Regions from separate parts of the Homo sapiens genome. Here region 2 is linked to region 1. A link is a contact called in ENCODE Hi-C or POLR2A ChIA-PET data. All regions are on one chromosome and are shown on one strand. Each heading gives the region's core, a stretch centred on a gene start or an enhancer-like site at or near the end of the contact. The rest is flanking DNA. Distances are from core to core; before and after follow the strand shown. Region 1 has its middle 18 kb from the start of ANKDD1A. Region 2 holds the start of KBTBD13 (kelch repeat and BTB domain containing 13).

Region 1 (4,780 bases), core at 1,752-4,251:
GGTGGAGGAGAAGAAGTTGCTGATGAGAGTGGGAGGCTGGCTGCCACTAAGCCCTTCCCTACTGGAAACTCCTTCCCTGTCCCCTCCCCCAGACAACCTCAGGAAAGGGTCTAGGTGTTTCCACAGTGGTCTAGGAAGGGCTAGACCAATGTGGAGTGGACGACATGCCTGGTGTCTCCCTCTGGAGAGTGCACTCTGGATACTAATCTGAGTCTCCAAAAAGGAGAAAGGGTTAGGGATCATTTGGTCTCACCTTCCCTCCTGCTTTTACAGAAAGGGAACCAGAGAGGTATAGTGACTTGTTTATGTCATGCAGTGACTTGACAGCACAGTGGGACATGAACTTGGAGTCTTGGATGTGCAGTCCTGATCTTGCTCCCAGCACTGCTCAGGGAAGACATTCTTCCTGCTCTGCCTTCCCACCTCTCCTCCCAGGCTCCTGTGATCCCCACAGGGAGAGCTAGAGCTTCTATAAAAACTGCTGTAATTGATTCTTAACAGGAAGTGAGGGCTTTTTCACTTTGAGTTGACAACCACAGCAGCTACACACACACACACACACACACACACACACACACACACAAACACACACACAAACACAGACATACAGTTAAGGTTTAAATATCTGTCCCCTCTGAAACTCATGTTGAAACTTATTCCCCAATGTGGCAGTAGTGAAAAGTGGGATCTTCAAGAGGTGATTGGGCCATGAGGACTCTGCCCTCATGAATAGATTAATTCATTCATGGATTAATGGATTAATGGGTTCATGGATTAATGGGTTATCACGGGAATTGGACTGTTGGCTTTATAATAAGAGGAAGAGAGATCTGAGCTAACATGCTCAACCCCATCACCATGTGATGCCCTTCAGGGCCTCAGGACTCCGCAGAGTCCCCACCACCAAGAAGGACCTCACAAGGTGCAGCCCTTCAACCTTGGACTTCTCATTCTCCAGCACTGCAAGAAAGAATTCCTTTTCTTTATAAATTACCCAGTTTCAGGTACTCTGTTACAAATAACAGAAAACCGACTAAGACACACACACCCCAAGTTTGTACACAACCATGTGCACACACACAGTCACTTGCCCATACTCCTACGCATTCAGGCACCCAGCTGGGAACACAGCGTGCCTTTCTTTCTAGTGCCACAAGATACCCATTTATAGGCTTCCAGCTTGTGCCCTCTGACCTGCCTTACATTTTGATAGTAGAGGGTGGATTTGAGGGGGAAGAGCAGAGACCACAAGACCAGGCAGGGTTTCCTCAGTGGCTGCACTGCAGGGATTCAATGGGCAGCAAAGGCCCCCACACCCCAGGCTGGGCCTCATGGCTGAGACTCATCAGTCTTGGGCCTGGAGGGGCTGCTCTCAGTCTAACAGGCCTGACTGACAGGGAAACCACCAATTTGTCATTGGGTTCCAATCCCGAGTAGCTGGGATTACAGGCGTGCGCCATGACGCCTGGCTAATTTGTTTTGTATTTTTAGTACAGATGGGGTTTCACCATATTCGCCAGGCTGGTCTCAAACTCCTGACCTCAGGTGATCTGCCCGCCTTGGTCTCCCAAAGTCCTGGGATTACAGCCGTTAGCCACCTCACCCGGCCAGACAAATGTTTGTTGCATGAATGTCTTGCCCCTCACATCTGTGTTCCGTCCAGCCTTCCTCGCCTCTCCTTTTTCTTGGTGCCCTGGCTGTGGCCACAGTACTTTCCTAGGAGGAGGCCTATGCAGGCGCGTAAGGAACTCGGTGAAGGAGTCAGGGCCCCCAACTCGGCTCTCGCGAGCTTGCTGTGTGACCTCAGGCCAGTCACCTCCCCTCTTCTGGCCTGGGTTTCCACACCTGCACAATGGGAACAGCAACCTCAGCTGCCTGCCGTCTCTGACGTGAGGGCCAAATAAGAAAAGGTGAGAAGCTGGTCGCAAAGCGGTAAAAAAAGCCTTCAGCGCCGAAGCCGGGGAGGAAGCCGCTGATGAAGCTATTGCTGAGAAGTGTGAAGCCCCCACCCGAGGATCCGCTTTTGAAGAGGGACCCGGGGAACGCGTAGGGGGAAACTGCCTTCCTCTTCCCTCAGTGGAAAGGGCTGTGCTCATGTCACTGTGAAACGAAGCTATTTTTATGTAGTACAACTGCGATTATGACAGGGCCTCTTCCTGAAGGGGAAGGGTGGGGAGGAGACCTGAGTCATCAGTGGGGCGGCCGGCCCCACAGGCTGACACAGGCAGCTTGTGGAAACCAGGCCCCCCGCCCTGCCTTCCGCAGGTAGAGGCCCCAGAGAGGGGAAGGGGCCGACCACCTGCTCCCGAGCCATTCTCGGGCTCGGCCAGCCATTGGGCTGGGAACCTGTCAATCCTGGTTGATCTTCCAATGAGCTGTGAACTGGTCTTCCGGGAGGACTTACAGGAGGCTGGAAACGGGGCCTGGCGCGCGCTTCCCTCTCAGTGCGAGGCTGACTGGTTGGACTCGCCGGGCTCTACTGTGGGCCCCACGCTATGTTTAGACGCCCGACGTGTCCCATTTTATTGAACTCGTCCTGCCCCCCAAGTAGGGACGATTTACCTCCATTTTCTAGATAAGGCACTGGGGGCTCCGCGAGGGGATGTGGCGGACTGGAGCCCAGCTGCACTCCTGACGGGACTGAATGCGGGGCTGAGGGAGGCAACAGGAAGAATGAGTATTTTCTTTACTGGAAGGGCAGGGAAAGGTTTCTCTCAGAAGGTGACATTTGAGCTGGGCCCTAAACAATGAGCAGGATTTAGCTGTCTTGAGGAGGGGGAGAGGGAAGGGCATGTGACCCGGAAAGGATGCAGCCTGGGCAAAGGCAGGGAGGTGTGCATGGCTTGTTTGGGGGTGTCGAGCAGGTCGGGGGGGCTGGGTGGGGAGTGGCCGCGGGGCGTAGGTAGGGGAGGGCCTGGCATGACAGGCTAAGGGGTGTAGGCTCCTTGGGGTTCCTTCAGCGCTGTGCAAGCCCTGAGCATCCTCCCAGAGGTGTGGCCCTGCAGAGAGAGGGGAGGGAGCCCACTGGGGGAGGCGAGCTGAAGGAGTGGCCTGTCAGGTGGGTTTCCTGCCCTGGAGCCTGAGCTCAGGCAGTGGCTGCCGTGCCCCGCCGCCGCCCTCTTCTGCCGCCTCCTCCACGCCAGCACTTTTGCATGCAGTACTCCCTTCAGTCGTCACAGCCACCTGCAAGGTGAATATTACCACCTTTATTTCATAGGGGAGGTAACAGGTTTAGAGAGGTTAGAGGAGCCGCCCCAGGTCACACAGCCCCTCTTGATATTCTTCAACAAAAGAATCCTCTCTGACCCCTGCTCTCAGTCAACGGAACAACCAACAACCTCCTTCCTTCAGAGAAATAGGGACCCTGAGGCTGCAACCCAACTGTAATCATCTGCCTCCAGGCACCCTCTGCACAGACTCAGCTGTTAAATATAGATGGCCGCTTAGAGATCCTTTTGTTCTCTTTACATATTACAGATGGGGAAACTGAGGCCTAGTGAGGAAGAGACTTGCTTGGGGCCCCACAAATGGACCTAGATTGGCGAGCCTCTTTTGAGCCAGAGTCTCACTGGGGTTCTAGCCCAGCTGGGAAGTTGAGCAAAGAGGGATAAGTGGGTTACAGCTCAAGGACTGGGGGTGCCTTGGGGCTTCTAGGAGATGAGAGCCGAAAGGCATTCAGCCCTTTAACCCCACTCCAGAGCTTCAGACTGTTCCTTCTCAAGACACTTTACTGCCATCTGTCTGAAAAGTGTGCTAATAAATATGCAAATTTTGGTGACTTGAGAGGACTGGTGTCCTCTTGAGTTGTACAGGGCACAATTTGCAGATTTGTGAGTGATCACCAAGCCCCGAAGATGCAGCGAGGTCTCTGGCAACTCCCTTTCTCAGTCCCTTCTCTATTCCTCTCTTCTTCTTTGTCCCTCTCAGACTGGGACTGGGGGTGGGGGCAGGGGGGGGATTTCCTACTAGGGTGGGAGGAAGAAGGGTGAAGGAAGTAGGGTAGGAGGAGGGGAAGTGTGGAGGACAACAGAGGGAAAGGGTAGAACTTATTTCTGCTGTCAGAAACCGAAACCAAAAGTCCTGGCAGGAGTTAATGTGAGAGGGAGGTCTGTAGCAAGAGGCTGAGGAGCAAAGCCTTCACATCTGAGGACAGCAGCCCTGTCAGAGACACCCTGGCTGCAACCTCGGTGTCACTTAGACCAGGGCTTGCCTCTCATGCTGACAAGAAGCATGCAAAGGCAGTCTGTTTTCTCTGGGGATACCAAAGGCCCCTCCAGACCTTACAGTGCCCAGCACTGGTGTTAGGATCACTGCTGGAAAGGGGAGGGGGCACTAACTCAAGTCACCATGTCATCTAATAGCCCAAGAGTGGGTGACCCTTTGTCTTGTCTGGTATTAGTCTGTGTGGACCTGCATACACCCATGAGGCTGAGGCTGGGGGCAGCCGGCATCTGTGTGTCTAGCATAATGGGGATCCTCTTTCCCCAAGTCAAGCTTAGGACGTGTGGTATAACATAGATTTTTGTGATCCACCTGGCTGTGAGAGGTCATTTAGGTGCCACAATAATGGATTCTTTGGGGCACTTCATACTCTATTATAACAATAGGAGAAAATGTTTGCAACTTGGACTTGTCTTTTAAAATTCAGATTGTGTGGCCACTATTTCTTGTGAACTTTGTGATTCAACGAGCCAATTGTGTACTGGGAACCCAGATGGTGCCCCTCCCTTGAGGCTTGCTGGGTCCTCTGTGTAGGGATAGACTCTGTTCCGGGCGCCGT
Region 2 (4,711 bases), core at 2,212-4,711, 180 kb after region 1:
AATGAAATACTTACACAACTTGCCATAATGTAGAATCCATGGGTGTCCTGAGCTTGTTCTCCTGCAACTAAACAGTCCCATCTGGAGGTGATGGGAGACAGTGACAGATCATCAGGCATTAGATTGTCATAAGGAGCAGGCAACCTAGATACCTCCCACATGCAGTTCACAATAGGGTTCGCCCTCCAATGAGAATCAAATGCTGCTGCCACTGATCTGACAGAAGGCAGCACTCAGGCAGTAATGAGGATGGGGAGCGGCTGTAAATATAGATGAAGCTTTGCTTGCTCACTGCTCACCTCTGGCTGCGCGGCCTGGTTCCTAAGGTCCATGGCCCCAGGGTTGGGGACCCCTGCTTTAGAATCAGGCTGGCTGCATTCCAGGCCTAGGTCTGCCACTCTCTGGCTATGTGACTAAACCTCTTGGTGCTTCAGTCTCTTCATATATGAAATAAGGCCATTAATAATTTCTAATTCATAGTGTTGCTATAAGCAATAAATGGATAATATCCATGGGGGGAGAAATAATAGTATCTACTCCTGGGATTGTTGTAAGGACTTAGTATAAAGTGCTTACAACAGTGCCTGACACATAATGCAATTAAAGTGTTAGCTATTATTATTTCAGGAAGCCCTTCTTCCCATCCACAAGCATATGATCCCCTAGGCAGCCCCAATTCCTTTTCCCAGGATCTGGAGCCTCGCAGCAAGTGTGGAATTCCCATCCCCATCCCAAGTCAGGGGCTTTATGGGATGCTCATCTGCAAAGCAGGGTTGCTACCTTTCCCATTTTTCAGGAAGAAAATTGAGACTCAAAAAGAGATTGGACTGGCTCAGAGTCAGAGTCAGAAGCCCAAGCCAAATTAAAACCCTGGTCCTGTACCCCAGCCTGGCCCAATGTACTTGCTCCATTTCTGCCTTGTTCTCCAACCTGCCTGTCCCACTCCTCTGAGCTGAAGGGGTGAGGTGGGTATTCATTCTGCCCCAGCTTCTTCCTAGCTGAATGACCCTGGACAAGTTACCTAAAGTCTTTCAGCCTCAACCGGGATATTTCGGATACTGTCCCATGACTGTGAAATAGGTGTTATTATTGGCCCCATTTTATTTTTTAATTAATTTTTTTTTTTTGAGACAGATCCTCACTCTGTTGCCTAGGCTGGAGTGCAATGGCACGAGCTCGGCTCACTGCAACTTCAGCCTCCCGAGTTCAAGCTGTTCTCGTGCCTCAGCCTCATAAAGTAGCTGGTATTACAGGCACGTGCCACCACGCCCGGCTAATTTTTTTGTATTTTTAATAGAGACGGGGTTTCCCCATGTCGGCCAGGCTGGTCTCAAACTCCTGACCTCAGGTGATCAACCATTCTCGGCCCCCAAAAGAGCTGGGATTACAGGAATGAGCCACCGTTCCTGGCCTACTGGTCCCATTTGGAACATGAGGAACGGTTAGGACATTCGCACGAGGGCACACAGCTGGAAAGATGCAGGTGAAATGGGTATCTCCCTAGCAGCCCTCAGTGCGCCCGCACGCTGCAGGTGCACGGTATATGGTCACTATTATTGAGAGGTGACAGCATGCTGGCAGTCCTCAGAGCCCTCGCTTGCTCTCGGCACCTCCTCTGCCTGGGCTCCCACTTTGGCGGCACTTGTGGAGCCCTTCAGCCCACCACTGCACTGTGGGAGCCCCTTTCTGGGCTGGCCAAGGCTGGAGCCCACTCCCTCAGCTTGCAGGGAGGTGTGGAGGGAGAGGCGCGAGCGGGAACCGGGGCTGCGTGTGGCGCTTGCGGGCCAGCTGGAGTTCCAGGTGGGCGTGGGCTTGGCGGGCCCCGCACTCGGAGCAGTCAGCCAGCCCTGCTGGCCCCGGGCAATGAGGGACTTTGCACCCGGGCCAGTGGCTGCGGAGGGTGTACTGGGTCCCCCAGCAATGCCAGCCCACCGGCGCTGTGCTTGATTTCTCACCGGGCCTTAGCTGCCTTCCCGCAGGGCAGGGCTCAGGACCTGCAGCCCGCCATGCCTGAGCCTCCCATCCACTCCATGGGCTCCTGTGCGGCCCGAGCCTCCCCGACGAGCACTACCCCCTGCTCCACGGTGCCCAGTCCCATCAACCACCCAAGGGCTGAGGAATGCGAGCGCATGGTGCAGGACTGGCAGGCAACTCCACCTGCAGCCCTGGTGCAGGATCCACTAGGTGAAGCCAGCTGGGCTCCTGAGTCTGGTGGGGACGTGGAGAGTCTTTATGTCTAGCTCAGGGATTGTGAATACACCAATCGGCACTCTGTATCTAGCTCAAGGTTTGTAAACACACTAATCAGCACCCTGTGTCTAGCTCAGGGTTTGTGAGTGCACCAATTGACACTCTGTATCTAGCTGCTCTGGTGGGGCCCTGGAGAACCTTTATGTCTAGCTCAGGGATTGTAAATACACCAATTGGCACTCTGTATCTAGCTCAAGGTTTGTAAACACACCAATCAGCACCCTGTGTCTAGCTCAGGGTTTGTGAGTGCACCAATCAACACTCTGTATCTAGCTGCTCTGGTGGGGCCTTGGAAAACCTTTATGTCTAGCTCAGGGATTGTAAATACACCAATCGGCACTCTGTATCTAGCTCAAGGTTTGTAAACACACCAATCAGCACCCTGAGTTTAGTTCAAGGTTTGTGAGTGCACCAGTCGACACTCTGTATCTAGCTGCTCTGGTGGGGCCTTGGAGAACCTGTATGTGGAAACTCTGTATCTAACTAATCTGATGGGGACGTGGAGAACTTTTGTATCTAGCTCAGGGATTGTAAACCCACCAATCAGCGCCCTGTCAAAACAGGCCACTTGGCTCTACCAATCAGCAGGATGTGAGTGGGGCCAGATAAGAGAATAAACGCAGGCTACCCGAGCCAGCAGTGGCAACCCGCTCATATCCCCTTCCACACTGTGGACGCTTTATTCTTTTCCTCTTTGCAATAAATCTTGCTGCTGCTCACTCTTTTGGGTCCACACTGCTTTTATGAGCTGTAACACTCACCGTGAAAGTCTGCAGCTTCACTCCTGAGGCCAGCGAGACCACAAGCCCACTGGGAGGAACGAACAACTCCAGACACGCTGCCTTAAGAGCTGTAACACTCACAGCGAAGGTCTGCAGCTTCACTCCTGAGCCAGCGAGACCATGAACCCACCAGAAGGAAGAAACTCCAAACACATCTGAACATCAGAAAGGACAGACTCCAGACACGCTACCTTAAGAGCTGTAACACTCACCTCGAGGGTCCGCGGCTTCATTCTTGAAGTCAGACCAAGAACCCACCAATTCTGGACCCATTATTACCATTTCTTCTAAGGATATGAGTGATCACACAGGTCTCCAGATGCCCTCCGGGCCTGCAGCCATACAGCCTGCGGGCCACCACATCACATGAGCCATACTATCTTTAGCCAGGGAGAGATATTTATAGCCCCCAGGGAAGTTTTTTGCTCCAGGGGAGCCCCAGAGTTGGTGGCTGGCTAACCCAAGGCCCCAGCGGCAGCCTCCGCCCGGCCAGCTCGCCATGGCACGGGGTCCACAGACCCTGGTGCAGGTGTGGGTGGGCGGCCAGCTCTTCCAAGCCGACCGCGCCCTGCTGGTGGAGCACTGTGGCTTCTTCCGAGGCCTCTTCCGCTCCGGCATGCGGGAGACCCGCGCAGCAGAGGTGCGCCTGGGCGTTCTGAGCGCGGGAGGTTTCCGCGCCACGCTGCAGGTGCTGCGCGGCGACCGGCCGGCGCTGGCGGCGGAGGACGAGCTGCTGCAGGCCGTGGAGTGCGCCGCCTTCCTCCAGGCGCCGGCGCTGGCTCGCTTTCTGGAGCACAACCTCACGTCGGACAACTGCGCATTGCTGTGCGACGCGGCCGCCGCCTTCGGCCTGCGCGACGTGTTCCACAGTGCCGCGCTCTTCATCTGCGACGGCGAGCGCGAGCTGGCGGCCGAACTGGCGCTGCCTGAGGCCCGCGCCTACGTGGCGGCCCTGCGGCCCAGCAGCTACGCGGCCGTGAGCACGCACACGCCCGCGCCCGGCTTCCTGGAGGACGCCTCGCGCACGCTGTGTTACCTGGACGAGGAAGAGGACGCGTGGCGCACGCTGGCTGCGCTGCCCCTGGAGGCCAGCACGTTGCTGGCCGGGGTGGCCACGCTGGGCAACAAGCTTTACATCGTGGGGGGCGTGCGCGGCGCCAGCAAGGAGGTGGTAGAGCTGGGCTTCTGCTACGACCCCGACGGCGGCACGTGGCACGAGTTCCCCAGCCCGCACCAGCCGCGCTATGACACAGCGCTGGCCGGCTTCGACGGCCGCCTCTACGCCATCGGCGGCGAATTCCAGAGGACGCCCATCAGCTCCGTGGAGCGCTACGACCCAGCCGCGGGCTGCTGGAGTTTCGTGGCCGACCTGCCGCAGCCGGCCGCCGGCGTGCCCTGCGCCCAGGCTTGTGGCCGTCTCTTCGTGTGCCTGTGGCGGCCGGCCGACACCACCGCCGTGGTGGAGTACGCAGTGCGGACCGACGCGTGGCTGCCAGTGGCCGAGCTGCGGCGTCCGCAGAGCTATGGCCACTGCATGGTGGCCCACCGCGACAGCCTCTATGTGGTGCGCAACGGACCTTCCGACGACTTCCTGCACTGCGCCATCGACTGTCTCAACCTGGCCACGGGCCAGTGGACGGCGCTGCCCGGCCAGTTCGTCAACAGCAAGGGAGCGCTCT

The links. A loop is a pair of places that touch in the nucleus more often than their neighbours do. ChIA-PET counts read pairs that join two places held with the same protein, here RNA polymerase II (POLR2A). Pooled maps may share reads with other maps.
Region 2: a pooled map shows a loop between it and region 1 (2.3-fold over the local background). The contact joins the promoter of KBTBD13 here to the enhancer-like site in region 1. A Hi-C loop is called at or near these places in 1 of 50 pooled maps. POLR2A ChIA-PET finds 5 or more read pairs at or near these places in 3 of 52 experiments (A673, PC-3 and Panc1).

What each region holds. Positions count from the first base shown.
Region 1 is chr15:64,891,815-64,896,594 of GRCh38, forward strand. No RefSeq gene overlaps it. Among named protein-coding and RNA genes, the nearest start is that of ANKDD1A, 18 kb to the right of the region's middle. RefSeq lists enhancers at 1,620-1,729, 1,880-2,189, 2,984-3,582 and silencers at 2,730-2,779, 2,820-2,869. Within about 2 kb of position 3,002, at least 37 of the 41 ENCODE cell types and tissues checked have a DNase peak (open chromatin) inside an H3K27ac peak, as active enhancers do.
Region 2 is chr15:65,073,285-65,077,995 of GRCh38, forward strand. It overlaps KBTBD13 (kelch repeat and BTB domain containing 13), which reads left to right and starts at 3,462. Exons shown (of 1, transcript NM_001101362.3): 1 at 3,462-4,711. The coding sequence starts at 3,532. It also overlaps a transcript of RASL12 not described here.